Regions from separate parts of the Mus musculus genome. Here regions 2 and 3 are each linked to region 1. A link is a loop called in an ENCODE intact Hi-C map of the cell type or tissue named here. Cell type or tissue: heart. All regions are shown on one strand. Region 1 holds the start of Wrnip1 (Werner helicase interacting protein 1). Region 2 holds the start of Serpinb9 (serine (or cysteine) peptidase inhibitor, clade B, member 9). Region 3 holds the start of Gmds (GDP-mannose 4, 6-dehydratase).

The links. Hi-C counts contacts between places; a loop is a spot of excess contacts. Peaks named below come from ENCODE experiments on the same cell type or tissue, not always from the same donor. Only the 100,000 strongest peaks of a DNase experiment are listed, where the experiment ranks them.
Region 2: a loop joins it to region 1, with 2.6 times the contacts of the local background. A loop is called at or near these places in 3 of 42 quality-filtered maps.
Region 3: it touches region 1 in a loop (2.9-fold over the local background); 2 of 42 quality-filtered maps call a loop at or near these places.

What each region holds. Positions count from the first base shown.
Region 1 is chr13:32,796,050-32,804,049 of GRCm38, reverse strand. Wrnip1 (Werner helicase interacting protein 1) reads right to left here and starts at 2,020. Exons shown (of 7, transcript NM_030215.3): 1 at 1,006-2,020. The coding sequence starts at 1,812. It also overlaps a transcript of Mylk4 not described here. In heart, CTCF peaks have their summits at 1,933, 3,028, 4,720 (motif pointing right) and 6,724 (motif pointing right); DNase peaks (open chromatin) are centred at 1,389 and 2,089; H3K4me3 peaks cover 2,854 bases; H3K27ac peaks cover 2,105 bases.
Region 2 is chr13:33,001,676-33,009,675 of GRCm38, reverse strand. Serpinb9 (serine (or cysteine) peptidase inhibitor, clade B, member 9) reads right to left here and starts at 5,135. Exons shown (of 7, transcript NM_009256.3): 1 at 4,981-5,135; 2 at 2,966-3,143; 3 at 1,533-1,670; 4 at 791-908. The coding sequence starts at 3,133. It overlaps Gm36181 (a long non-coding RNA gene), which reads left to right and starts at 3,869. Exons shown (of 3, transcript XR_382177.2): 1 at 3,869-4,081; 2 at 6,725-6,821. In heart, CTCF peaks have their summits at 4,753 and 4,955; DNase peaks (open chromatin) are centred at 3,975 and 5,025; H3K4me3 peaks cover 1,029 bases; H3K27ac peaks cover 2,369 bases.
Region 3 is chr13:32,335,304-32,343,303 of GRCm38, reverse strand. Gmds (GDP-mannose 4, 6-dehydratase) reads left to right here and starts at 4,760. Exons shown (of 11, transcript NM_146041.2): 1 at 4,760-4,922. The coding sequence starts at 4,821. In heart, no CTCF peak of the experiment used is centred here; a DNase peak (open chromatin) is centred at 4,633; H3K4me3 peaks cover 1,882 bases; H3K27ac peaks cover 1,345 bases.

The sequences.
Region 1 (8,000 bases):
AATGGAGTAACTACCATTAAATCTTGGAGGAGTGGGCAAGATGCTAACAGTCAGCACCCTAAGCAATCAGCATGTTATTTTGAGAGCTGGAAGTGTAGCTCAATGGTGGAGTAGAGTGCAAGGGCCTGGGCTTAAAAAAAAAATGTTATCTGGGTACATGTGATTTATGCTTGGCCAGAGAGAACATGAGTACAAGCAGACACAAAAGGAATGATGTATTCCAGCAAATAAAGAGGTGTGGCTGAGAGGAGCTGCAAAGGAAAACAGGATAAGCATCAGGAATGTGCTTGTGAATGAAGCAGTCTGAACCGTAAATTGAGAAGAGCTCTTTATAATCCTGGGCCCTTTCCTGACTGTCCACAGGACGGTCCGGGTATCCTATGAGCAGGACTGTCACTTCACCACATTTTCTCAAGTATTCTTCCAGTGACCTGTTCTCTAAACCCACGGTATTCTAACCAGTCTCCTCTGGCTGTGGCTAAAACAGAACATTGATGCTTTTCTCAAGCAGCAGTTGGTATGGGAAAGTTATGGAAATGCCTGTTGAAAACGAATCACAGAAGAGAGACTTCTATTAGTTCCAAAAACCAGTTAGAATAAGCCAATTAGTGGGAGAGGGGGTCAAGTATAATAGAAAAAATTTAATTAGTTTTCCACAACAAATGGAGCATACAAAATGTTTCTTCCCCAATGTTTGCAGCATGTCCCCTGCCTGGAATTGGGTCACTAAAAATCATGGATATGACCACAAAGATAGCTCAAATCTCTGTCCACATCTCTGCATAAACCAAGAAAATTGGGCATTTTCTTGTGAAAAACGCCCAACAAGGGGTCTGGGGAATCTGGGGAAATGGCATGCTTGCTTGCGTATTACAAACTCCGCTCACGCATCAGGACCGCGCCCCCAGGCCTCCCTCTCCAGAGGAGGGGTCCGGAATCTAAGGACCGCACCCGGCTCAGAATACCTCCGCGGCCCTTGGCAAAAACAGCAAGAGCAGCACTCACCTTACCGCAACCTGGCGGGCCCCACAAGATGAGCGAAGGGATCTCATTGGCCTCCAGTAGCGAGCGGAGCAGAGTCTCCTGCCCTACGGCCCTACTCTGCCCGATGTAGTCCTGCAGCGTGTCTGGACGCATCTTGTCAGCCAGCGGCTTGCCCTCCAGCATCTGTCGGATCTCCTCCGCCGCCAGCGCCCGGGGATGCGCGCGGCCCGCGCTGACTCCGAACGAGGCGTCGGCGGCGTCCGCATCCCAGTGCCCGGGATCGTCCTCACCGTCCACGTCCGCGTCGCCATCGCCGTCCACCCCCGCCTCCTCCTCCTCCTGCGCCTCCGCCTCATCCCAGCTGCGCGGGGATGCGCTGCCTGCGGCGGCTGCAGCCGCTGGTCTCTTCCCCATACCCTTTCTGGCGGGGCTGCTGGAGCGGGCCACCGGGAAGTCCGGGATAAGGCGCGCACCGCTGGGCGTGGGCGGTGCGTCGTAGCTCTCACGGCTCTCGGTCTCGCCGCCGTCATCGCCCTCCTCGCCCTCGCCTTCGCTGCTTTCGGCCGCCGTCGGGGTGGCGGGCTGCTTCAGCGCCGAGCTCTCCGACAGTCGACGCCTCTTGGCGCCGGGTGGCGAGGGCCCCTTGGCCCGCTCCCCAGCGCGGTGAGAGCCGGCCGCTGGCTCCGCGTGCCCCGCAGGGTGCAGCAGCAGGCAGCGGTCCAGGTGCGAATTGATGTGCGCGGCGGGCATCATCTGCTGGCACACTGGGCACTGCACCTGGTGCAACTGCGACAGGAAGGGGTCGTCTTCCGGCCCGCTCACCTCCATGGTGGCAGCTGCCCTCCCTGGCGCCCGTGCGGCTGCACCTGCCCCTGAGAACGCCGATGCCCGCCGCTAGGCCCGGTGCCGCGCGACCCTCGCGCGGGTAGGGAGCAGGACACGCACGGGCCGAGGGAGGGCGCCGCTCATGCCTCACGTCCTGAGCTCCCGCGTCAACTCGCCCTCGGCCCGCAGCTGGCAACGCCTCGCGAGTCGTGTCGGGAAGTGTAGTCCAAAGCGGGCAGAAGACTCCGCAACCCGATGCCCCCAATCGCCGCCGGCAATTTCTCGCATTGAACTTTGGGAAATGTAGTTCTCCGTCACAACAGGCCCTCTCGTCTTCTTCGGTCCCTGGGAAGAGCCTTTCTGTGGCGCTGCTTGGATAGGCGTGGTGCGCGTGCGCATGCCTGCTCAGTACCGGAAACAACCGCCTTCGAGTAAAACCCAAGCGGAGGGAACTTGGGAACCTGGCTTTCCAGGATTTTGGCCTTCTGGGTGCGGAACTAGAAATGCTGTCATCAGGGAGAATATTTGTAATAAAACTAAAACGAAGTGGAAATACCCCAGAAGTGCCTAGGAAGCTGGAGAAAGGGCTTCGACATAAACACACAAGAGCTACACAGGTAGACAAAGTTCAATTCCGAAGGCTGCTCAAGGAAATGCAATAAAAGGGATTCCCTCCCCTGTGCCCCTTAATTTTACTTTAGGACCTGTCGCCCAAAGTACTTGCTTAATAGTTATCTCTAGCTGATATAATAGTCGTAAACTGAAAATCACCGTTGTATCCCAATAACAAAATGATGGCAGGCAGTCCTTAAAGGTATTTCCAGCAGACAGGAGCAGGAAATGAGTACAATAGGCATTTATAAATGTATATTCTCTGGGTGTAGTGCTGTGTACCTTTAATACTAGTACTCAGGAGGCACTGACAGGTGGATCTCAGAGTTTGAGGCCAGCGTGGTCTACATTTTGAGTTCCAAGTCAGCCAGGGCTACATAATACAAAATTGTATTTTTACTTTTGAAAAGCAAATTTAAAAAGTTAGTGTGGTAGTCTACATCCATGTATTACTGCTTATGATTTTATTATGCTTTTCTGTAAGTTACTCCTTGGAAAGATGCAAAAGGAGCTGGAGAGGTGGCTCAGTAGTTAAGAGCACTTGCTGCTATTGTAGGTTCCTCTTTCAGTTTGCAGCACCAGGTCAGAGGATCTGGCTCCTTATTCTGGCCTCTGGGGGCACTACACCTAGGTAATGCACAGTCATACATGCAGGCAAAACATGTAAATATAAATGTAATACATCTTTTAAAATATTTAAATACATATAGGTAGATTGAGAGGAGTGTGACTTGTTAAGTTGCTAAGGCTGGAATTCTCAACCTGTACCTGGGGGCTACCAAAAACATCAAAATTTTATTATAATTGATTATTGCTGATAATCAGAAATTAAATGTGTTAAGGGAAAGCAAAGACTTATGAATCTTGTCAAAATTTGAGTGTGTATTTACTTTACCACCCAACAGTATACAGCAAGTTACAGTAGAAACTTTTTATTTACTGTTTTCCCACTGAAGGTTTAGTTATCTTATGCTATGAAGTAAACTGGCAATAGCTAATGTGACGTGAGTTACAAATTCTGTTACATACCTAAGTGTAGAACTCATCTGTTCCCGTTCTGGCTCCCAAATAGCTGACACAAAGAACTATTAAGTTTAATAACAAGAAGCAAGCCTAAGCTGGACCATTCTGGGCTATTCTAACCCTCTAAGGCTGATAATACCCAGACAAATGCCCTGTTAACATGCCAATCTGGTCTTCCCCTGGCTCACTCTGGTCCATGTGTGTCCTCATGACTGCTCTTTCATATCAACCTCATGGCAAACATTGGTCTTCTTGTCCCTCTCTTCCTTCTCTCTCTACCTGGCTGAGATCAGAAGTCCAGCCTTCCTATCTCCTCTGCTCAGCCACAGGCTGGTCAGCTTGTTATTACCCAATCAGAGATGATTGGGGAGCGTTTTTTTTTAAATATATATATATATATATATATGTAAATATATATATATGTATATGTATATGTATATATGTATATATATGTATATATATATTATGTGAGTACACGGTTGCTCTCTCCAGACACACCAGAAGAGGGCATCAGATCCCATTACAGATGTCTGGGAGCCACCATGTGGTTGCTGGGAATTGAACTCAGGACCTCTGGAAGAGCAGTCAGTGCTCTTAACCACTAAGCCATTTCTCCAGCCTCTGGGAAGTATTCGTTACACAACATGGATACAGGAGATGGTTCAATAATCAAGACAGTGCTAGCATCCATACAGTGACTGGATCTCTGGGCACAGAAATCAGATCTGAACATACAGTGCACATGACCAACCCTCAATGACTAAGATGCAAGAATAGTAGATTCAAAGAGAAACAAGTCGTGGGCTCATAGAGGAAGAAGTGGGGTTTCAGGGATAAAGGAAGGGAATCCAGTCTCTGGGCGCCCCCCTTTTTCTCCTTGCTTCCATTGTCTTGTGATAGAGATTTAAGCCAGGGTCTCGTACATACTATGTGTTCTACTCTATCTTCATCTTAGTCCTTTTGCACATGTCATTTCACACGTATAAATAAGGCAATTCTCCATATTGAGATACATAACTTACTCACAAAGACAAGAATAGAGTTGAGCCCTTTGAATGGCTATATGGTGAAAATGAACTACATTTAATTTCAAGTTATCTGGAACTGAGTGAGTCACACTGTGGCCCTTGGTAAAGCTACTTAACTTCTGACCCCATTTCCAAATATTAAGGAAGAAAATGACCTCAAAGTTCATTGTGAGAACAGAAGAAATAAGACTAGTATAATACCCCTCCCTGCATTTCTTCTCAAACCTTAGCTCTTTGAAGTTCAAGGTTTTCTCCACTAGGTGGTGATGGTACAAAAAATTAAACCATACCAGCAAGGACTTTAAAAAAAAAAAAAAGAAAAAGAAAAGAAAAAGAAAAAGAAAAAGAAAAAGAAAAAGAAAAAAAAAATCACTCCTTAATTTGTATTGCCTAGCCGAACTTAATTTATTTTTAAATCAGCATAAATACAAATACATGTAAACTCGCTCATAAAATTACAAAAAAAAAAATGTTTTCAAACCAAAAGCCTAGAATTGATTTTCTCCTTTAAAGAGGCTCTGATGGTTTCCATCTGTCTTTGAGTGCTTACTTTGAGCTGTGTATACCTCCTCCTCCTCCTCCTCCTCTTCCTCCTCCTCCTCCTCCTCCTTCTCCTCCTCCTCCTCCTCCTCCTCCTCCTCCTCCTTCTCCCTCTTCTTCTCCTGCCTCAGAAGTCAGAGTGGAGAATGTGGGGCCCTTAAAGACTGGAATAGACCGTCTGATTCAGAAGTGAGTATAACCAGAGTGGCATGCTGCTGTTCTTGGATACTGTGAGCGTCCTGGGGATGCTGAACCTCTGGGCATTGTCTTACGCCCTCATTTCAAGTCTAGTTAATTCCACCTGGCAAGCATCTCAGCCATCTTCAGTCACCTTCATCAAAGCTACCCCTATGGTCATCTGCTGCTACTGCTCCATGATTCTCCTGCCCTACCCAAAGCTCAAGTGTCTCGTTCCTGCATTTTCTTGAGTCTATGCCACATTGCTTATTACGTGTATCCCAACATATTGTAGATATTTTCTTGGTACTGCAAGTAGGACTTTCGAACGCTTTTCCTTACCTTTATTGATATAAAAATGCATGGATTTTTAAGAGTTAATTTTTTCATACTTGTGACTTCCTAGTAGTTTTAAGTGCTTTTGTACTGCCAGGGAAGTGTTAGTGAACACCCCCTCCCCTCCAAAAAATAAAAAATATAAATAAAATTTAAAAAAAAAAATGGGCTGGTGAGATGGCTCAGTGGGTAAGAGCACCCGACTGTTCTTCCGAAGGTCCAGAGTTCAAATCCCAGCAACCACATGGTGGCTCACAACCATCCGTAACAAGATCTGACTCCCTCTTCTGGTGTGTCTGAAGACAGCTACAGTGTACTTACATATAATAATAAATAAATCTTTAAAAATAAATAAATAAATAAATAAATAAATAAACAGACAGGAGCCAATTCAGTGCAAATCACAACAGGTCCTTTAATGGAGCTGGCTCAGGCCCCTCAGCCCACTGCTGACACACAGGATGGTTTTGGTGGAGAGCAGCCCTGAATATCTACCCGGGTGAGGCTTTATAGAAAGCAACAAGTGGGAGGTGAGTGTTTCTAGCCTGAGAAGCATCTAACTGGGAAGCAACTATGGTCTTTAACATAATTGGCTGGTGCTGGGAGTCAAACCATAAACTTAACTTTTGTTTCCCTCTGCATTGGTGGTCGTTGGCAGGGGGTGGGCTTGTTGGGAGTTAACCTGGAAACGCTGAGTTGTTGGGGGAGATTAACCTGGAGATGCTTGTCAGTTGGGGGTCAGCCTAGAAACTGGAGCTAGGCTCAGGTTTTGTTGGGAGGTAACTTGGAAACTAATGTTAGGTACCGGCCTGTTAGTTCACCTGAGTTCAAGTTCTCTAAAATGGAGTCTGAACTTAAAAGATTTGGTCTCTCACTTTTAGGTTGACACTGGGAATGCCAGTCCACTGTGTCGTGCACATAAAAGTCAGTGTTGTGGCACCAGATTGGTTGTGTGGTAAAACACAAAGGCCTTCTGTTAAAGATCGACACAGGAAGCCTGTTCAAATGTGTGCAGGCCATTTGTTGAGCTAGGTGCGGTTTATAGGAAGAGAGGAAAAACTGCTTACTAACCAGATGGTTAAGAAGGGGGACCACTCAGAGTTCTTGTGCTCAGGGGTAGACAGTCATGCTTTGTCCCAGGTTTCATGTTTTGCAAACTCCTTTCAGTGAGAAGTGTCTTGTTTTTATGTGAGTCTGTAACAGCAGGGGGCATCAGTTGAGTGAGCAGGTTTCTTCCACACATGTTCAATTAGAAATAGCTCATGTTTTTTTTGCTGGTTCTGGTAGGCTCTAGAGGTAGGTAGGCCCCGCAAAACATCTTCAAAGAGCTTTGTGCTTATTTGCTTTATACATAGTCTTTAGCCAATTTAATTTGTAGCACAGTTAAAAAAAAAATCTGATCTTTTTCTAGCTGGCACAGATCTTACAAACCTGGGGTTTTCCTGAGTAATAAGATGTCTGTGTTATGCAAATATGCAATGCCCAGTGTTCCCTAGGGTTGAAACTTGGAAAAACGCAGTGGAACTTCCTGGTGATGAACACACAGAAGCGAGAGAGGGTGGCATGCCTTTATTTGAGGAAAGGAGGGTATGGAGCGCTATGCCTTGGCCCTGGGCCTTACTGCTAGCAAAGGGATCTCTGGAGCGTTCCCCCAAAACTCGTCTGCTAAAGCCTTGTTTGCCAGCCTGTGGCACTGTCGGGAGATGAAAGAACCTTTATGAGCTGAATCCTAGTGGGAAGTAGGTCATTGGAGAGGCGCCTTTGAAAAGGATATTAGAATCTTAGCAAACCCTTCCCATTTCTTTCTTGCCTTCCTTCCTTCCTTCCTGGCTTCTATGAGGCTGCTTTCTCCCCTTCATTTTCCTACCCTGCTATTTGATTGCCTCACCTCATGCCCAAGACAATGGGATCCACATAAGCTTTTGCCTCTTTAAAGTTGTCTCAAGCACTTAGTTACAGAAAGCTGACTAACACACCGTGGCCTGCAAGGCTTGGGCCCCAGAATCCTGAGTAGCTGCAGGGATGGAATGAAGAAAGGACACTTTACCCTTTCTTAGAAATGGGAACAAAACACCCATGGAAGGAGTTACAGAGACAAAATTTGGAGCTGTGACGAAAGGATGGACCATCTAGTGATTGCCATATGCAGGGATCCATCCCATAATCAGCTTCCAAATGCTGACACCATTGCATACACTAGCAAGATTTCGCTGAAAGGACCCAGATATAGCTCTCTCTTGTGAGACTATGCCGGGGCCTAGCAAACACAGAAGTGGATGATCACAGTCAGCTATTGGATGGGTCACACGGCCCCCAATGGAGGAGCTAGAGAAATTACCCAAGGAGCTAAAGGGAACTGCAACCCTATAGGTGGAACAACAATATGAACTAACCAGTACCCGGGAGCTCTTGTCTTTAGCTGCATATGTATCAAAAGATGGCCTAGTCGGCCATCACTGGAAAGAGAGGCCCATT
Region 2 (8,000 bases), 210 kb before region 1:
AAGATCATACAAGAGGCAAAACTCTAACAAGAAATGTGCAAATAATTGATGAGTCTAAGAAAAGATTCTTATTCTTTACTCTGTGTTAGCAGAAGTAAGAATGTACCTAGTGATAGAGAGGGATCTGAATGGTTCAAATATCAGACAATGATCTCAAAGACTAATGCTGGAACCTGTCATCTCTGGAATAAAAACAAATAAAGTTCAACCCCAAATGGAAAGCTCGTTCAGGTTAATGTAACTGAGCAGCTGGCAGGGTCTTCAATGGAAATCAAGTCTAATTCTGATGAATGTAAGTAACCAATCTAAAGCAGGAACTGTGGAAGCAGAAACAGTAGTCTCCTTCAGAGGTAAAGGTGGTGACAGCTAAGACAACACAGACTGTGAAAGAAGCAGCCCTAGAGCAGGATTAAGGGGAAGGTCTATCCATGAATCTCCTTCTCAGAGATGGCAGAGTCACATGACCTGCGAATGCTGCAAACCACCCATGTCTTCTAAAGTAAGCTGTTAGACTGGAAATCATTTGCGTCAGTCCTCACCTGTGCTAGGTAGATATACCAAAAAACTCTGTGTTTCAAATCTAAGTGTCTGAGTAGAACCTCCATGAATTCCCTGAGCTCTAAATTATACCAGGTGGTCTAGATAGTCAGAATGGCTTTGACTCTGAAATGGCTGTGAGATCAGTCTGTGGTGGGGAGAAGGGAACGAAGAGAAAGGCAGAGAAGGAAAAAGAGAGAGGGTGGATGGAAAGGACAAGAATGTGGTGTGTGAAGTAACTTGAAATTCTGACCTTCAGTTTGTTTGGAGACCCATGTGTTTATGTGTTGCCTGGACACCTCTGCTTCTTCAGCAAAGGAGAGCTGCTCCATCTCTGAGTCATAGAAGTGAAGAGAGGACTCCTTAAAGGTCTTTGGAGAGAAAATATTCAGTAAGGTAACATTACAAAATGACATTTCAGCAAGCTTTCCAACCTACTGAATACTATGGCATTAAAAACCAAAAACTAAACTAAACTGAGTGTAGATATCACACTCAGCGGTTAAGAGCACTGACTGCTCTTCCAGAGGTCCTGAGTTCAATTCCCAGCAACCACATGGTAGCTCACAACCATCTATAATGGGTTCTGATGCCCTCTTCTGGTGTGTCTGAATACATCCACAGTGTATTTATATAAATAAAATAAATAAATCTTAATAAAAAAAAAACCCACAACATCTTTAAGTACTGAAACTTTGCAACTGAGATATGAGTAAATAAAAATTACAAGTAGTCAATTTAAAAATATTTCAAAATATCATTACAGAATTGTGATATTTTGGGAGAACATTTAGGTGAGTCTCATTTTGTAGCCGAAGCTGGCCTAGAACATGTGACCCTCTTGGCCATCTAAATAAAGGTATTATAGATATGTAGCCTCACACTGAGTAGAACTAGACCTGTAATTTTCTCGTATTCTCTAGGGTCCTTCTCATAGGCTCTACAACAACAACTGCCTTGCATTCAACTGCTATTATTCTACTAATACAACTTACTTGGAGGACTTCACAAGTTTTGTCTGCAAAGAGCCTGTTGGCCACTCTAAGAGAGTACTTTCTGTCTGGCTTGTTCAGCTTCCTGAGAAGCAACTGGAAACCCTGATGGATGCCTTCCTCTTTATTCAAACCAAGTGCCTGGGAAGGAAAAGATGAAACATTCTGAGTTCAGTAATAAAACAATTTGTTTCCAAAGGAATTGTCAAGGTGATGAGATGACTCAGAAAGTAAAGTACATGAGCATCTGAGTTGGAGTCTCAATAAGCATAGAAGATGGGCCCAGTGGTGCATGGGGGTCATCCCAGCACTGGGAGGAGCCTGATGAGAGAGAGTAAGACAACCAGAACTGACTCCTCCCACCCCCAACAAGAGGTATATACAAGGGCATGTACACACACACACACACACACACACACACACACACACACACGCTATACATGAGCATACATGTTATATACATACATAAGATCTGTATATGAGTTGATTAGTGAACCTGAACCTAGAAAAGACCATGAGGACCAATTAGGGAGAAGCCTCTCTACACATGCATGGCCTCGTGGACTATGTTTGGAGATGACGAGACCGAGCACTTACACCCGAAAGGATCTTCATGAGAAAGAAAGTCCTGGCAGACCACAGAGCAACAGTGATGACTTCCCACTGTGAAGCTGAATGCTGACAATTTGTTTCTGTTTTTGTTTGTTTGTTTGCTTGCTTGCTTTTTTTCTCAGACAAATGGCTCCTGCCTGTTCAGGAACGCTGTGAGGTCAGGAACCCATTCCTAATTTGGAATGCTCTCAGGATGCTTGTCAAAAAGTAATGAACCCAATGTCCAGTTAGGACATGGACTAGCTCCACACATTTGCCCCCTTCAGTATTTTAGCTGAAGCAAGGCATATTAGACAAAATAAAGAGAAGGAATTATCTTTCCTTGCAAACAATTAATTACAAAGACTGTTGCTCTAAAAAATAAAATAGATCCCAGCAAACTCTCTTTCAAATAATTTAAACATCTTTTTATTTTCTCAAATTGCAGTACTTGAGACTGTACCTAAGTTATAACCCTAAGACCTTCCCTCCATCTTTTTTTTTTAACGTCTTAATTTTTCTAGAACTAATTTGCCCAGGGTAGTCTCAGACTTGGTATCTTCATATCTCAGTCTCCTTAGTAGCTGTAATTAAAGGCCTGTAACACCAAGTATAGTATAAAATTATTCATGCACCACTGTTAATTAGATTCTAGACAATGTACTGAGAGTCACCCCAAGTTATGACTCAGGAAATCTCATTGCCCTTAAAGAAGTCTTATTGGAGGAGACTCTGTCCTTCCTCTTTAGCCCCTGCCCCATGAAACAGTGTGTGCACATTCCTTCTGTCCCTTCTCAGCAGTTCTTATGCATGTGACTCGGGTGTGACTATGACAGAGAACATACCTGAGATATCTGGACTGCCGTCTGTCCCTTTGCACCCAAGAGAACCATAGCTAGAGCAGAGGAGATGCTCGCAGGAGAATAACATACATTTTTGGAAGGGTTGCTTTGACATAGCATCTTCAAAAGATGGATGGCAAAGGTGCCATTTCCTTCAGACAGAGTATTCATGATGCAGAGTCTGGAGGGAAAGGAGATATAAAAATCAACGTAGAGCTGAAGGTTCATTGTTCTCAGGCAGGGAAATCTGGGACTCTGTTTCTGGTTGTCATTTCAAAGGTCATAGGTACCTTAAATTAGATTTCAAAAATTCATTCTAGATTACAGTCCTTCCAATTTTAAGGTTATTAGCTAAGTGTGGTCATTGCAGCAAACCAAACTAGCTTCTTCTCATCTGCACAGGGAGAACGCAAGATCATCAGGAGCACAAACACAAAACACAGCAGAGAGAGGTGGTATTCAGCCTTCTCCCATACAGACCAACGCCTCTCTTCTGAAGACAATAGAGTTTGAAGAAGGAAGAAGAGGAAACGAAGAAGAAAACAACCAGGAACATTGGGTCCTCTTGCCTGACTCAGCAACTCTGTATCCTGGACGCTGCCTGTGAAGACTCCTGTGTTACCCATGAAGAATTAGACAGTATCCTCCCCACTTTCGAGATGCTACAGAAAAGACACTGAGATGCTAAATGAGACCCAAAGACAAGCTAGCATTATTACTGTGTTGTGTATTGGGGAGCATTCCCCTGCAGTAGCTGCTCAGAGGACCTTGCATCAGCTGCAGGCACCCTGGCTGCTTTTCTACTGATTATGACTCATCTTCCAGATGGATGGACAGCTTGGCCCAGACTAAGTGACTGCTCCTGACACTTTAACCCAGTTCTGAGTCCCTGTGCATCCCATGGCTGTGCTCTCACTGTTCCAGGGTTCACCTTTGAACCCTCACATATGTTCAGAGTGCTTCCTACTGAGTTAACATGCAGATCACATAGCCTAGGGAGCATCAGAACACTCAAACCACACTTCTTCCCATTCCTCAGACAGAGGGACACAGCAACCTGAGAGTGTACTCGGATCCTCTGGCTCCTCCCCTTATGACTTCCAGGGCTCTGGAGGAAAGGTGGGGCTGCTTTATTTCAAAGACTTACTCTCTGGCTAGTCCTCTCATCTAACCCAGCTTGCCCCCTTCTCCTGCATTCCTGCCCTTATGTCACTTTAAAGTTGCTTCTGAGTCCTTGAAGTGCAGTTTATTTCACCTAGAACATTCCCTACCCCATCCCTGTCACTGAGTTCAAACTACTCCCCTTTCCCAACTTCATTGGAACAGGACAGCCTCAGGGCCTCTGCTCTCCTTCCCTAGTGCAGCTTCCCCACCCCAGGTCTGCTCTTAAGTGTCACCTTTCTCTTAAGTGTCACCTTTCTCTTACTGATTGCTGTCCTTTCTACTCCATATTCTGGAGCTCTCTGAAGGTAAGGGGGATGTCTGGCACTCTAATAGTAAGCATACTCAAATAAAGGGGTATTTGATTTCTCAGATAAAGTTATCAAAGATATGATCACTGTCAGCATGGAGTGAATTATTTTATAAATGAGAATGAGCAGTGCTCAAATTTGTACCAGAGACCCCAGATGTTTAAAGGGTCCGGAAGTAAGAGAGGGATTACTTTGCAAGATCCACAGGGAGAAGACAGAGGCTTTCAAATTGCCTAGGTGGTAAGGACTGATAGAAAGCATAAAAAGATACCAGTGGAGAGGCCGCCAATATCCTGCAGTCCCCAGGCCTGGCTCAGGAGGAGCCAACACAGCTTAGAAACCAGCCCTAAGATCTGCATCTCTGCCATTGGCCAGCTGGAGATCCTAAAGGAGTCACCATTTAAAAAGCTCATCAGACATTACCTCCCAGCTGTCTCTTTCCCTAACTAAGCAGTCTTGTTTTCCCTCCTGGACTCAGCCTATGCCTTGTAAACATGACCTCTGCGGGTCCCACAGCGCCACCCCGAGCCAGATGCCCGCACCTACCACAGTTGCGGCTTCTCAATCCAGCGTTTGCAGCCTTGATGCTCCCAGTAGGCTTTCAGAGCTGCCTGTACAAGGCAGGGACTTCTGGTTTTGTGCTCCTGCTCAGGGGCGGGGAGACAGGCTGCTTCTGGCTCTGGCGACCACAGCAGGAAGAGGATGAGTGGGGGTTGGGAAAAAACTGGGTCCTTAGAGAAAGTGAAAGTAGCAGGAGTTTTCGCTGTGCACCAAGGGAGAATGTCAGGGATTTTAATAAAACTCTGGGCCTGCGGGGTGGCAAGTGGTAGATGTGAAGGGTGCCCCGTGTCTAAATCCATTTCCACACACCCAGCCTCCTCTCCTGGCAAACACTAACCCATTTTCTGGCTTTTTTAACCAGTCATGAGCACTTTGTTTAAACAGAGTATGCAATCATGTGTGTGGTCTTTTGCTAAACAGATGTTTCTGAGGCTCAGCCTTAAGTGTTCAAGGTGGCAGTGACCGGGGCACAGGCGACAGGCTTGCCACACGATGTGAGCTGTGGGCATTGGAATATGTTTAAAAAAAAAAAAAAAAAAAAAAAACTCAACTCAAGTGAAACCACCATTCTTGACTTTGCCAGAGAAAGAAATTTCTGAAAGAGATCGTATGAGATGGAGTTGGATTTATTGAGAAGCAAACACAAATATATTTTTAAAAAGTAATACAGAAAGGGAAGAAAAGTAGGAAAAGAGAGAATGAGACACACCTAAGCATGCAGGGCTCTCAAGACGAGCATGGCTGCAGTGACTCAGCAGTAGCCTCATGTGTGGCTTTGGTGGCTCTCAGATGCTACATCTTACAAAGTTGCTGAGAAAACCTCATTCTCCTTTGTAGTTAATAGAGATTCAGTATTTCTTTGTTCAGTTATTTAAGGACAAGCTTTTAAAATGACAAAGAATGAAACTATACGAGGCCAAACGCATAAGTAGAACTTCAACATAGGAAGCCTTGGTGGGAAACAGGAAAGAACATTAGGAAGACTTCTCAGACACAGGAGAGGCTCACCCTGTCTATAGGATGAGTCACCCATTTTGCTAACCTTGAGAGTCCATTCAATTTTAAACCCTGTGGTATACTCAATCTAGAAAGCTTTCTTTCCCACGTGTTCTCCTTGTGGCTCATGGCTTTTCTCCAATCTCTTCTTCCCTGAAGCTTGCTGTGTTGCTTTTTGGCTTCTCCAAGGTGCTCATCCTCTCAGCTCCATTTTCCACAAGAATCTCCTCACACCACTCTCCTCTAACCCCTGACCCAGCAGGAAGTGACAGCAGCTGCAGGACCTTTAGCTCCTGGCTTTCTTGATCATCTTGCTTGAGGCAAGGTTTGGCTTCCTTACCTGCAACATCTGCTTCCTCACCCTCTGTCCTCCACCAGCAGGAGGAGATCCAACCTCCTGTCCCTTTAGGTTACCGTATTTTCTCTCCTTTGATCAACAGCCAGTCTGACCACCTCCTGTCTTAACTTTTGTTCTTGGGGTCACTTTCCCCCTGATCCCACGTCACTGAAGCAGCTGGCCCACTGCTATCTTCCTCTTTGTCCTTGTATCTTTTTTTTTTTTTAATTAGGTATTTTCCTCATTTACGCAGTATCTCCTTTCTGTTCTGCTTCTCCTTCCTCACCCCAGCTCCATCTCATTCAACAATGAACCAACTTATTTTTTTATTCTTGGCTAGAATGTTCTAGCCTTTTATCTACTCACTCACCCCCCAATTTGGTTTTCTGGATGTAGTCTATTACTACATGGACCTGCCCTTGAAAACAGCACCCACTCTACAGAGCACAGGTCCCACAGCAATACGCTTCTCCATGGACTTCGTCTCCCTTAAGTAAGTTATTGTGATCATTCTCAGTGCACTTCCTGCTTGATGGCATGGACTCTCATTCTTCTCTCACTTGGAGAATTTTATGGAGTCAAAATTTTCCATATTTTTGCTGCTTGGGGCTTCTATCCCAGAGAGCTACAACAGCAACCCCCTATGCCTAAGTTCCCTTCCTTGTGTTTCCTAAATAAATATGACTTTATGGGTACCTTGCATAGGAATTATAGTCAGGCACGATAAAGCATGGGTTAGAAGGCTGCCAAGGCATCTCTTGGACTATAAATAGGTTTTCTTCTAAGAGTCCTAGGAATTTGCATGCTCACATCTGGAAAAGGAGAATGACTCTGTATGCTTAGGCTGTAAGCATGATTGCTGTTTTACTCTTCTTCATTGAAATATCCATGCAGAGAATGAGTATTGTGTGCATGTCAGCAACCGTCACAGAACCTGTTAACTGGGCTGGCAAGAGTCTTAATCAGACCCGGGAATGTAGGACTTCATTCCTTTCCTGAATCTGCTTAACTATTTTGTTCTTTCCTTAGTATCTCAAGACAATATTTGTCAGACATTTGTTTCTTTGTCTGGTTAAAGATATTATCTAAATTAAGTTTGTATTCAATCAGTCAGCGTTAGATTGTTTCTATCTTTTATCTGGTATTAATTTTACTATGAATGTCTATGTATAAATTTGTGTATAGATATATGCTCTCTTGGCGTTACCTAGGGTATAGCCCAAGGAATTTCTGGGTCTTATGACAACTCTACATTTCATACTCTGAAGAACTAACTACCTACCTAATGCTTTTGAGGTCTTCTGTGTATTATATGCCCCACCAACAGGCTATAAGTTTCAGTTTCTTCCCGTGCATGTTTTTTCTTTTCTTATTTTAGCCAATCGGTGTGATAAGGTTACTCATTTACGGTTTTGAGTTTTCCCTGATGAGTAATGATGTCAATCATAAGCTCATGTGCTCACTGAACCTTTAAAAACCTTTCTATAAGACTGCCTACTCACATTACTTCCCATTTTTCTTGAGGCATCATCATCTTCATCTTCGTCATCATCATATTGCAAATGAATTGCATGACACCAATTTCTTTTTTTTTTTTAGATTTATGTATTTATTTTAATAAGTACACTGTAGCTGTCTAAAGACACACCAGAAGAGGGCATAGGAGAAGAAG
Region 3 (8,000 bases), 460 kb after region 1:
ATGCCTCAGCATTAGCTTAAACATGCTTTCCTGGAAGATTCCTGGAAAAGCTATATCCTGGCTGCAGCACCAGAAGACAACAGTATCAGCAACTGCAACAACGGGGTAGACACATTCACCAGCAAGAAGCAAAGGCAGACAGGCAGCACAGAATTTTCCATAGACTTCTTGTGCTTGAGTGACATCATCTACCACAGGGCACTGTCTTCTCTCTTAATCCTTCTTGGAAATGAGCTCTCAAATCTGAGTATCTTATCTGATTCAAATCCTATTAGGTTGGCAAGATTAAACCATGACAGGGATTTAATACAGTATATTTTGTAGTTACAAAATCCTTACAAGAAAACAGATTGTAAGTTTTAAAAATAAGGAAATGTAATTACCATAGTATCTAGTAATTAACTCTGTGAGAAATGATCTCATTTTCATACAATAAGCAATACCTGCATGGTCATAATAGCTTCATTTATAACAACTCCAAATGTGGAGAGATTAATTCAGTAGATGAGTAGTTAGACACACTGTGGTGTGTCCATATGATAGAATGCTACTCTACAATACGAACAAATGAGCTATTGTTGCATTGACTTTTCCTGCGAAGATGTGAATAAATATTTATTCATTTCAGACAAAACATAACAACAGACCAAAATATTATTCCATCCAAGTATGAATTTATTTGAAGTTACTTACAGGAGCACGGGTAAAAGGTTACTTATAGGAACAAGGACAACTTATAGGCAGCTACATTACTGAAGAAAAGCTACCACCCCACTCCCACAGTAATTAATGGCTTAAATATTTTGAGGAAGGTTGGAGACTTAAGTGTCTAGTGTGCTGCCTCATTAGTCCCTTGTGCTTGGACATGTGAGTTTTCCCTCCTCTTTATTAGGGAATATTAGTGGACAATCTTGTCAGGGTCTCTTGCTGACAGAGGACAAAGTTCCACAAAAACTACTAATAAACATAACAACAGGGAACCCTGAGTGAAAAAGCCAACCCCTAAGATTCATTTATAATAAATACTCTGCTAATAATAAATTTTTAGAAATGGAGAGCAGGTGAGTAGCTTAAGAGTTAGAGATAGGGGTGGGAGGAAGAGCTGTGGTCATGAAAGTTTAGCAGAAGGCATTGACTGGGGGATGGAACTGTTTAGTATCTCATATCCCACTGCACACATGCAAAACTGGGTTCTTAGCATCAGAGGGAGACTGGTTCCAGAATACCCTTACATCCCTATTAGTTCCCGCTGAATGTCAAAATTCACAGATGTCCAACTCTTTTGTATAAAGTAGTGCAGTGTCTGCTTAGAACCTATGCACCTCCTCCTGTATCATTTCCATCATTTTTAGATGAGTTATAATGCCTAAAACAACATAAACACTGTGTAAGTAGTTGGCACAATGTGTTATTTAGGGGATAATGAAAGGAGAATTACCCATATATGTTCTTTACAGACACAAGCATTTCATTAGTCAGCAATTTCTAGAGGAACAGAATGGATGTATAAGATAGAAATAATTTTATTAGATAGGCATACGCGATAGGGGCTAGGCAGTCTTACAATGGTCATCTGCATGCTGGATGGGGTGAGAACCTGCTAACTGTTCAGTCCATGAAGCTGGATGCCTCAGTAATTCCCACCTAAGGTGTCAGGCAAAGTAGCACTGCTTTTTCTGTGGAGTTCTTTACATCTGGATGGTGGCTGAAAGGTGCCACACACTATGGGGGAGGGTCTTCTCTATTCAACTGACCTTTCCTGGAAATGCCCTCATAGACCTGCCTAGAAGCAAATCTTTTAGAGTGATTCCAGATCTAATCGAGGTGACAAGATCAATCATCACAGGATCGACCGGCCAGTTGGTTTAAGGAAGACATTCACTGCCAAGCCTGACAACCTGAGTTCAATCCCTGGACCTTACATGGGAGAAGAAAAGAGCTGACCTTGTCCTCTGACCTCTACAGGAGCACCCTGTGTTCCAGGCACTCCCACCCTACACAAAAATAAAAATATGTAATTAAAATAAGACTGACCACCACAAGCGCTGTAGTGCTAACTTCATGGTAAACAATGCAAATTTGGTTGATTGGATGCAAGTTAAAAGGATATAGAGAACAGACTGTATTGATACGATGAGTCAGCTGGGCTGGTAATCATAGGATGTTCAGCAACAGACCCATTCACTCTTTAATCATTAAATATCAATAGTGTTACAGTAAAAAGTGTCAAATGTCTTCTAGGTTACGAAGTCTCCTACAGTTATGAATTACTATGCTACACTAGCACTCTCCCTCTGGCTAATAGAAATCTCATGTTGTCCAGTCCCTATGCTGACTGCACACATTCCCCTAAGGTTACTGGGGAATTACAATGATGCCCACTACCAACTGTCTTCCATGCTTCCAAACCAAACCAACAAGAAAAGTCTTTCCCCTTTGTCTGTAAGGAGATGTATTGTGTCTCTCTATTATTTCATATATTGAAGTGTAAGACTTCATCACCTCAAGACTGAGTCTTTAAAAAAAGGCAATGGGGGGGGGCTATAGTTTAGTTGGTACAGTATTTGTTTAGTATATACAATATCCTTGGTTTGATCCCTGGAACCACATAAGCATGGTGTAGTGGTCCATGCATATAATTTGAGTAAGCAAGAGGTAGGGGCAGGGGGAAAGAAACTTAAAGTCATTCTTGGCTATATAATGAATTGCAGGCCAGCAGCCCTGGGCTACATGAGACCCTGTCTAAAAATAAAACAAAGGAAACCATAAATAAATAAATAAATAAATAACCAAAATCACAAAACAAAAAACTTTATAAAAATAATTAAAACAAAAAGTAATTGGTAATTGGATACCTTTTATTTTTAATTACTTTGTTTACTATTTTTTTCTTTTAAATGTGTGGCCGAGGAGAGCTTGTAGGACTTCATTCTCTCCTCCCAGTATGTGGGTATAGGTATTAGATTCAGGATGGCAAGCGCCTTTACCTACCAGGCCATCTGGCTGGCTGGGAGCTATGGTCTTTAAATGGAAATTAAGGTAATGTGGGGTCATTAGGGTGGTTCCTAATGAAAGGGAGTCACTGTCCTTACAATAGGAAATTGGAACGCAAGCACATGGAGAGGAAGTGTGTCATGACCAGATGCAAGGTGACATCTACAAGCCAGGAGACAGGCCTCAGAGGAAGTCAACCCCGATCTTGAATATCCAGATTCTAGGATGGTAATAAAGGAAATACCGGTTGGATGTTTAAGGGACACAGTTTTTTATTTCTGACAGTTTGCAATATCTTCTTTACTATTTTTGCATTTCCAGGCCCTAAAAAATATTGGTTTTATTTGTTTACTTTTGTACTATTGGGCATCAATCCCATTAGGCAAGTGCTTTACCACCAAGCCATAGCTCAGCACATCCAATACATATTTGATTTTTATGATTTTTTTCTGTTAAATTTTTTACTAGACAGATAAATTCCTAGTATTCATTAGTATGATAGAAGGTGTCAGACCTACAGAACAAATGGGACATATCTCTCCTAAGTATTCATTTTTTTCTATTTATCCTTACATTACAACATATTTACATAAAACTAAATCAATAGTTAAAGATCATCTAGATTTTAGACATTTCTTGCCTTAAGGAATATATTTCCCCAACTTCTAGGTCTCATTTTCCATATAGAATGCGCTAGAGGAAAGGTAAAAATATTAAACCAGACAAGCCTATGTATAAAGTTTGGAATGTTTCCGAGGAGTTTGGGCACTCTGGTTTTGGAACTACAGGTTTGTATCATATCTAGCAGGTTCTATTGGGCCCTGTCCTAGTAGCTCAGTTTGCAAAGGGAAAGACGGTTTGAGGATGTTTATTGGAGAGATAAGCTGGACAGTATGTGTGTACGTGTGTATGTGTGTGTGTTTCTTCCCTACACCCTTGTCCCTATGTCTGAGTCCTTTGTCAGCCTTTCTCAGTCAGTGAATCTGTCAGTGTGCATGCACTAAATAGAAACAAGTTCAAAAGACACTGCAACAACCCCACCTCATGAAATTTGTACAGGTTTTACTGACCTGTGGATTTTTGTCAATTGTTTCCTTATGCAGGATGGGGGCGGGGCCAGAAACTTCCAGCCCTCGAAGTAAATACTGTTCCTTGAACGGAATTACCGGGAACCCCCAAACTAGTCCAAACATTAGCAAACTGCTAATGTTCACAGAAGATTCACAGGTTAGAGTAGCCTTGAAACTCTAGTGCCTTCGAGAAATGTTAAAACTGACCTGCTCACAAAGACAATGAAGCAGATTTCTAGAAATTTAATAAGGTCGATGACTCCAGCCTTGGATACCTAGATTTGGATTTCAGAGCTCTTTCCTACCGAGAAGGTCAGCTCGTCATTCCTCCTGGCATCATGGGGCGATATGAGGATTCCCGGAGACCGAGGCCCATGCAGGCCATATCCTCTACTCTGACCGCAGACTTACATCCTTCCTCTTCCAGGGGCCCGGCGCCCTCAGGCCCCGCCCCCAGAGAGGCGTGGCTCAGCGCGGAGACCCCGGCAGGGGCGGAGCTGTCGGGGGCGCTGCTGACGCGTCGCTGCTTGGGCGAGTGACGCGGCGCCAGCCAGGCCTCAGCCCGGCTCGCGCCGCCCGCCCCGACTAAGCTGGCCCGCCCCTCGCTCCACGCCCGGCCTCCCGCGCGCCCTGTCAGACCGTGGCGGCCGCTGCAGCTCCGTGAAACGACTGGCGCGCGCACCCTGGTCCCTGCCGGCCCGCGGCTCGTTCCACTCCGCCTTCCTCTCGGCCGCACGCTCACCCGCCTGAGGCGACATGGCTCAAGCTCCCGCTAAGTGCCCGAGCTACCCGGGCTCCGGGGATGGCGAGATGGGCAAGCTCAGGAAGGTGGCTCTCATCACTGGCATCACCGGACAGGTGAGTGCGGGGCGGGGACGAGCGGCCTGTAGCCCGGGGGCACGTGGGCCGCCTCCCCGCGCAGGGCCGCTGTGCCACCGGGAACTGCGCTCCACGAGTCCCGGAAGGTGTGAGCGGCTGCGGGATGGGACAGCTTCAGCCCCAGCAGCATGGCTCTCTGATCCTTCTGGGGGTGTGAGCTGGTGGTGCTAAGCAACCGGACCACTCTGCTCCACCTGTCCCCTGGGTGACTGTAGTTTCTTTCCTGGAGCCCAAGTGAGCTCTTGGAAGGAATTTCGTACTTTGTAGATCCTGGTGCAGGGAAGGAAAGGGGCGAGGAATATGTCAGTATGTGGAGTCCCAAAGTGAGACCGACTTTTCTAATTCCAAAGGCATGAACTCCTTGGGTGAGGTAATTAGGCTGTGCTGTCTTGAATGTTGGGACCCCATGGCCTATGCTAGGCATGACTAATTTATGACAGTCATCTCATAGAGGTATGGCAACAGATAAGGCTAACCACTGCCTTGTCAAGTTGTGTAGAGTGAGATTCAGGGGTGTTGAAGTAATGTCCTTGTTACTTGCTGTAGGGCATCTGTTTTCTGTGTATCCCAGGACATCTGATGGTGGTCAATGCTAAAGCGAAGATGGTAAAGATGATAATAAAGCTAATATGGCCCACACCAGCATACTTACCATATCGGAGTTACTTGGTTAATACTGACTAGTTAGCTTCCATACAACAAAGTCCTTATTTCCAGTTTAAGATTGAGGAAAATGAGTTTGAATTACCTGAAGCCCAACAGGTAGGAAGTGTATTGTTGGGGTTGGAAGTGGTCTTAAAGTTCTCTCGTTTTACCAAAGAGCAGATACACAGTTCCCAGACATTAGACTATTTCAGTTACTAGCTACTGATCATTCTTTCAGTTATCATTGCATCTTGTTTAAGGTACTTTCGATAAATAAACGTTTACCAACTAGTAAGATAGAAGAGGTAGGAAAAGGGTCCAGGGTTGAGGATAAAAACGTCAAGTCAGGGACTCCTCAGGGGTGCTCTACCATAGAACTGTGCACCCCCCCCCATGTCACCTCTCTTTTCTAATGCTAGAGATCTTTCAGATGGTTCTCTTTTCCCAAGTTTTCAGACTGGTTCTTAAGCCCAGATGTTAACTGCATTCACATACTCTCTAAAGTAAACTTTCACTTAGTATTATCAAGAAATTGAGTTAGGATGTTGTGTGCCATGTTAGTATGGCGTATAGCAATGTAAGCGGCCAGCATTTTGTATCAGTGCAGCTTAGAAGTGGAATCTCATTAAATAGTTGAAAACTGTTGTTTGGTAGATACTTCATGGGAAGGAAGCCTTGGAAGTGCCCACCACTCCTACCCCCAGCAAGGATTCTCCTGAAGTACTATCAATACTTAAAAATACCACTTCCTGACCAGGAGTTTTGGGTTTCTCATTTCATTTCAGACTCCAAACACCTGCTGTGCTTTCAGGTTTGAAAACTTAGATGCCTTTGAGCTCTGCCCTACTACCCATCACTTCCCTGACACATCACCTCCTTGACACTCCTCTGTATTTTTTTCCTTGCTTGCTTGAGTTGACCAGGTTTGTCAACAGCTTTAAGAAAAGATTTTCTCATTTTCATCCTAGTTCCTCCCACACGGCTTTAGGTAGTGGGCCTTGAAAAATGTTGACTGACTTTCACTACGAACAGAATGCATTTTTAATGTTCATCTGTAGTGTGCAGGCCTTTTGAGGCTGCTCTGGTACAAGCTATGTAATATATATCCTGTCCCTACTAAGATCTTTGAGGAGCTGAAGACAATGCATATGAAAAGGCAGCGCCTGTAGAATAGTATTACTCAAGACTGTAAGGGAAATTACAGTATGAGTGAGTATTCCCTTGTGCTTTTGCCAACTTGACATAAGTTAGGGTTATTTGGGAAGAGAAACCTCAGCTGAGGAAAATGCCTCCATTGGATTGCTTGTAGGCAAGTCTGTAAGGCTTTTTCTTGATTAATAATTGATATGGGTAGGCCCAACTCATAGTGGGACTGATAGGGACTCCTGAGACAGGTGGTCTGGAGATGTATAAGAAAGCAGGCTAAGCATTTCTCCATGGTTTCTGTTGAGTTTTTGTCTCTAGTTCTTGCCCTGACTTCCTTCAGTGATGGGGTATGACCTGAGGACTGTAATATCATCATGGCAGGGAGCATGGCAGTAGGCAGTTCTGGTGCTAGAGAAGTAGCTACATCTTGATCCATAGGCAGAGACAGAGACAGAGACAGAGACAGAGACAGAGGCAAAGAGAGAGAGAGAGAGAGAGAGAGAGAGAGAGAGATATCGTAGTGAAACACTGTCTTCTAGAAGGTTATATGTCTTAATTCTTCTCAAATAGCATCACTCTGTGACTACTAAGCATTCAGATATATAAGCCTACGGGGGCCATTGTAACTCAGACCAACCACCACAGTATCTTACCTGTCCTTGTGATTCTGAGTGGCTTTCTTTGTGTTATAGAGTCTATATATGCCTATCTAATGTGCTCCTGGAGCTGAATGTATTTTAGTATTGAGGAAGGAGTGCTGGGGATAGAGCTTTCTCAGTTTGTTATGGTTCTGGTCCTTGCCTATCCTTTGAAACAGGCTCTTATAAATCTTTTGCTAGACAAAAACCATTACTAGGTGTGTAGGCAAACCAAGATAATTTGGCTGTGATTCCTTGGCAGGAGTCTAATATAAGGAGTGAGGCATACCATTTACCTGTCAGCATTCTGGATGCTTGGTAGGTAATTATTTGGGCCAGGGTTCAGGAGTCATGAACTTTAGTAGAATGATTATGGAAGACTAACATTTTATATAGTTTGTATCACGTGACCCCAGATGGTACCTAATTTTAGAAACTATGTTTGCTGATCTCAAGAAATTTCTTTAAATGACAGTGTTCACTATGCAGTGCAGGCAGACCTGTAATTCACTTTGTAGCCTAGGCTGGCCTCAAATTCATAGCAATCTTCCTGCTTCGGCTACCTGAGTGCTGTGTGTAGTATAAATTTACAATCCTAATAAGCCTGTATAAAAGACACACAATCCAG